Linked DNA regions of Homo sapiens: region 2 is linked to region 1. A link is a loop called in an ENCODE intact Hi-C map of the cell type or tissue named here. Cell type or tissue: PC-3. All regions are shown on one strand. Links, peaks and the distances in the headings refer to the core of each region. The heading gives the core; the rest is flanking DNA.

The links. Peaks named below come from ENCODE experiments on the same cell type or tissue, not always from the same donor. Only the 100,000 strongest peaks of a DNase experiment are listed, where the experiment ranks them.
Region 2: a loop joins it to region 1, with 17 times the contacts of the local background. A loop is called at or near these places in 13 of 110 quality-filtered maps.

What each region holds. Positions count from the first base shown.
Region 1 is chr1:48,108,186-48,111,099 of GRCh38, reverse strand. All of the region lies in intron 10 of LINC02794 (long intergenic non-protein coding RNA 2794), which reads right to left. It also overlaps the pseudogene SKINT1L. Among named protein-coding and RNA genes, the nearest start is that of LINC02794, 60 kb to the right of the region's middle. In PC-3, for the core only: a CTCF peak has its summit at 1,510 (motif pointing left); no DNase peak of the experiment used is centred there.
Region 2 is chr1:48,695,932-48,698,845 of GRCh38, reverse strand. All of the region lies in intron 6 of AGBL4 (AGBL carboxypeptidase 4), which reads left to right. Among named protein-coding and RNA genes, the nearest start is that of BEND5, 80 kb to the left of the region's middle. In PC-3, for the core only: CTCF peaks have their summits at 1,348 and 1,559 (motif pointing right); no DNase peak of the experiment used is centred there.

The DNA of each region.
Region 1 (2,914 bases), core at 167-2,666:
CTCTCCCTCAAAAAAGTGCCAGATTATGGAAAGGTTTACACAGGTAGGCAGTAGCTACACCTGCTCTCCTAGATGGCTTCTTTAATATTTTTTAAAAGGAACTTCTATTTTATTTTATTTTATTTTGTTTGTCTGATGTAATCAAAGTTATGGCCTGTTTGGTTTGCTTTTGCCAAGGTATAAATACTGCCTAAAGGCCATTCTGCACATGGGGATATGATGCAAGTCGACTTGCATGTACAAAGCTTCAACTCATCCTCCTGTCTGGGCCCCCACTTTTAATTCTCATTCTTTGTTATGCATACAGTCTCAAGCCTTTCTAGGATATTACCAGGGCAGTTGACTGCCTTTAACTGTAGTTTCCTTGGAATTGCAAATATCAATAGAGAGCTGGTTCCTTCTCTTTGTTCAGGTTTCAGCTCCAACATCACCCCAGAAAAGTCTACCATGACTTCTCTATCTAAATAAACCTCATCTCAATCACTCTCTATTATGGTTTTCTATCTTGTCATCCTCATAGCATTTACCATCATCTGAAATGATTTTGTTATTGGATTTTTACTTCTGCTACTAACATGCAAGCTCATGGGAAGAAGTTTTGTTTGCCTCATCCATAGCTACTTCCTCAATGCCTTTACCCATACCTGAAACACGAGAGGTGCTCGTATATTTATTAAGTAAAGACATAGTCATAAGATACTGGGCAAGGTCAGAGGAAGGAGAGATGCTTCTGCTCCATCTCAAAATTCAACTAGCCCAGGCTCAGCCCCATTCCCAGAACTTCTCACTCCAAACTCAAATTCATTCTCCCCTATCCAAGCTTAGAAAACCTGGGATAATATCATTTATCTTTTACCAACCCTTGCCTCGCCTCCAATTCCTATGTTCCTAGTTTATTGATTGTTACATCTGTCTGGTAATTTCAAATTCACAGTTTCTCATGACTTCCCTAAATACAGTGCTTATGATTGTGCCTTACCTCCATCCTGTCTACCTAGATGTGTCTCAGAATAATAGAATAGTTAAGAGCAAACAAAAAGTAATAAATATGGAATTGAAGAAAACAAATTTCCTCCACCTCTCTGCCACTTGAGACAAAACTGGTTCTTTTCCCCAGGGCAGGGCTGTGTCAGAATCTTGTCCCTTCATAGACTCAAAGTCCAAAGCCTGACCCTCTGTGCAAGGATCCAAAGAGAATGAAAGTTCCTCTTGCATCAGAAGGACTGTCTCAAGGGCACCTGTGCTGTCTGCCTCAAATATGTGTAATACAGGATGCTAGACTGGTCGTTCAGCCTCAAATTCTTTTTATCCTCAGAGAAGATACACATGCATGAATTAATAATCAATAAAATAAACATGTGTCTGTCCTCTGGCGTTTCATTCACCGTAAATGGACACCATGACCTAGAGAAATACAACAAAAAGAAATTGGGAAAACATTGGACAGAACCAGTGCTGTTTCTTTGGAAGCTAAGCAGTAAAAGCTGTAAAAGTACATGAGTGCCATCTAGAGGCAAAACTAGCACTGCAGTGTTGTTAAAGGTTGTTCATACTCAGGAGAAAAGAGAAATTTGCTCCTGGAAACCCATAAGTGATGGGAAAACTTGTCATGACAACCTGATGGATCCTGCCCTATCGTCAATGACTGGCAGTAAGCAAGTTTTTCATATCCCGAGTCAAAATTTGCCTCTGCCTTTCCTGACCGCTGCAGACCACAGTAACCTCCCCTCCTCTGATAGATCCTAGGGTATTTTCTTTAACATTTAATCAGTCCCAAGTCAGAACAAGTTCTCTCTTCAACAAATATCTTTCCCGATATATTCTTTGCATCAGACTCTGAGCTCAGCAATGGGACTGTCTGCTGGTTTACAAGTCACTTCATGAGCTGGAGGGACGTTGTCCATCCCCTCCTTCCCTGTGACAGGAGTTCCCTGCATAACATCTCTGAAATGCACTTCCTAACCTTTTTAGAAATGGATCCTTTGGAAAAGCACATCCCACCTGCTCTAAGACAGGTAAAAATCTGTAGGCATATAACTTCCCGCAGTGAAAATCATGGGTTTGGAAGTCGGTGAGATGTACTATTGAATCCTACCTCTGTGATTTGTGAAATGTGTAAACTACCGAAACTTGGGCAAAGGACTTAACATCTCTGAGACTTGATTTCCTAGTTGTTAAATGGAATAATAATACCTACCTGTGGTCTTATGGTAAGGATTAGCAATAGCACTTTTTTTTTTTTTTGAGACAGTTTCGCTCTTGTTGTCCAGGCTGGAGTTCAATAGCACGATCTTGGCTCACTGCAGCCTCCACCTCCCAGGTTTCAGTGATTCACCCACCCCAGCCTCTTGAGTAACTGGGATTACAGGTATCTGCCACCATGCCCGGTTCATTTTGTATTTTTAGTAGAGATGGGGTTGCACCATGTTGATCAGACTGCTCTTGAACTCCTGACCTCAAGTGATCTGACCTCAAGTGATCCACCCTCCTTGGCCTCCCAAAGTGTTGGGATTACAGGTGTGAGCCGCTGCACCCAGCCCAGTATTTATTATTTATATACAACCTGGCACAACCTGGAACAAAGAAAAAGTGGTAAGAAAATATAAACTTTCACTATCATTATGATAATAAAAGTTCTATGAGATTAAGTCATCTACTTTGCAAAGTTGTTGTGAAGACTAAATTATGTATACATGTATGATAGACTGCCAGGCAAAACAGAACTTAGAATTTTTTTCATCAAGAGAACCTACCAGTGGGTTTGGCAGGATATGATGTCTCACACCTGTAGTCCCAACACTTTGGGAGGCTAAGGCAGACAGATCACATAAGGTCAGGAGTTCAAGACCAGCCTGGCCAACATGGCAAAACCCCATCTCTACTAAAAATACGAAAATTAGCCAGGTGTAGTAGC
Region 2 (2,914 bases), core at 158-2,657, 590 kb before region 1:
TAACTTCTCTGGGCCTTAGCATTCTCATCTATAAAATAGGACAACAGCATTACCTCGCCAGGGTGTTGTGAAAATGAAATGATGGTGTACATGTAACGTACCTGTCCCAATGCTGGGCACATAGTAGGTGGGACTTGAGGCCAGGAGACACTGCTCAGTTTCATGCCCTCTTCTTGGGCAAGGTTTGTCTCCTGTATGAGCCTTGGTCTCCCAATTCATCAAATGGAGATAAGAATCTGTGGCCCACAAGTACACAGGGCTGCTGTGAGCTGGGCAGGACTAAAGGACAGAAACATCACAGTGATCCAGCTCCCCATGTGAGCAGTGGAGGAGCTCAGGATGAGGACAAAAGGCACTTGGTTCTGATCTGGTCTCGGCCACCAACATCTCAGGTGGCCTTGGCAGTTTCCTTTTTCTTTGAGTCAAAATGTTGGTGTTGGGTAAGGAGGTCTTTGAAGGCTCTGAGCTATTGGGCTTCTCTCCCACTGTACCGTAGTGACCTTCCTCTTCTCATCTCCCTGCCAGGCCCATGCTCTGGTTTATCACCACCTTTCCCTGTCCACTCCAGCCTCTTTGCTGCTTCTCTATGCTTCCCTGCACCCTGCATCCCACTGATCTTTTCTTGGACTGGCCCCAAGCCTGGTAACCATCCTCAGTGCCCATGGCCTAGCTGAGGTCACCCCCAAACCAAGGCTTAGCTGTGTGTATGGAGGCAGATTTCCCAGAGTGGAGGGTCACCATGGCCTGGGTACAGTGGAGGGAGAACACAGTCCAGAGCCTGGGCTATTCCAGGCTCAGTCCAGCCATGGCCCAGCCTTAGGAGTCATTCCGTGACAGTAGTCATTTGGTAACTGGCCTTGGGGTTTGGTCTGGAATCCGGCTGAGGGATCCAGTTGTGACCAGAGTCAGGCTGGGTGGCTGAGGCTCAGAAGCTGCATATAACGTTTTTTTCTCAAATATTCAGCCACCTTTTCCATAAACCACCAGGAAGTTAGCCTCTTGCATCAACCCAGGTGTCAGGACATTTGCCCAAACTTCTTTAAGTGATTTCAGGCTCCAGATCTAGAGAGGTTTCTGTCACCATTCTTTCTGTATCTTTATTCTGGGTATGTCTCAAGGGCCAGAATTAATGGAGTAGGTGAATGGTTACATAGTGTGATTTCAGGGATACCAAGGAAGTTGCTAGAAACCCGTAATGCTATTTCTATCTTTCTGGTCAGTACTGAAATCTCTCAGCTATAGATCCATTCATCTGGATTAGTTTTTGAAGCACTGGAAAAATCACTGGACCAGAAGTCAGTAGATGGGGACCCAAGTCTCATCTTTGCTTCCTACTTACCATTGTATTACCACACTTCTCTCAGCCTCACTTTACCTATCTGTAAAATGGGAAAGATAATGCCTGCCCTTCAGAATTGTTATCTAGATTAAGTGAGACCTAGAGAGTAGAGCACTGGCACCTGGCAGGGGCTCCATAAACATCCCTTCCTTTCCCTAGCCTTTCTGTAGAAAGAACAAAGTGGATTCTCAGGGCGCCATGCTGGAAGTCACCAGCAGGTGGCAGCACGGGGCATTTTCATTCCTTCCTCTCCTAATGAACCAGGTGGTGCTTTGGTGATGTCCAAAGATGAACCCGGGCCGTGGTAAGCTCCCTGGCCCTTCAGAATAGTAAAGCTTAGACAACCTTCTGTCTTGCTTGGTGAAGAGCAGCTGAATCCTCTACTGGCAGGGGCTGAGTTGGTGACAGCTACAGAATATTACCCAGATATAGAAACATGTCAGCCTCACCCCTGCCCTCAAAGAGTCTGCAGTCTAGGGAGGGAGGCCTGGGTGCATGCAGTAGGCAATAGAGGGGGAGAAGGTGAGCACACAAGCTGTGGGAGTGAGGTGAGGGACACCCACCAGTGCAAAGGGTGTCAGCAAGGGCTTCCTCAGGGAGGAGGGGCCACGGAGAAGGAAGTCAGGGACACCGGGAGGTGGCTAAGATATTTCAAGGGCTACCCTTGATTCTGCGTGTTTGAAGCACAACTACCTCTCATTTTCACTACAGACCAAGCTATCTCTGTAGGCCACATTGCTGTAATTTCTATAAACTCCTCAACTCTCTCACTTTCTCACTCCGGTGATGCCTGATCTCCCAACAGATGCTGAGTGAAGCCCCTCCTGGAAATATTTGCATCTCCTCAGTCCTGTGTCCCGCTTTTCAAGTGAGCAAGCAGTTGGGTATTTCTTCCTGCATTGGTGACCACAGGTGGTGGTAGTAGTGGTGGGGGTGGTTTTATAAAGGAAAAGACATCAGGCAAGGAATCTAAGGCCCCAATAACTGTATTTGAAGCCCTATCCTCCCACTGTCCAGGTATGACCTTGGGCCTCATTTCCCTTTTTGTATGGTAAGGTTGACCTAAAGGTCCTAAGAAAGCTCCTAGTTTTAACATCTAACACCCATAGATCCTTCCAGGTCCTAGAGCCACCTGGCTGAGTGACCTTGGGAAGGTCACCAGCTCGATGATGTGGATCCTTCCAAGCTCAACGTGAGTGACAAGTGTAATAGTGCTTTGGAAAAATCTGTGCGATCACCTGATTGCTCACGTGGCCTCTTGGGGGTAAGTGGAGGCAGGTTCAGATGTGTGTGCATCCCCCACAGACCCTAGCTGGGCACCTGGCAGCTGGCTAATTGAGGGAGAGGACACAGAGAGAGATAAAATATCTCTAATATTTCGAATACCTCCTTTCCCAGCTGTCCTGGGACAGAAGAAGCACCCTGGCTCTGTGGGGCCAGGACAGGGTCAGGGCCAGCGCAGACAGCCTGTAGCATTAGAAGGCGGGCTTCTGCTCCTAATGAGAAGGCCCTTCAACCAGAGATGTTTAAAGATGAATCCAGGTGGCGCTGAACTCCCTGGCCATGCAGGCCAGT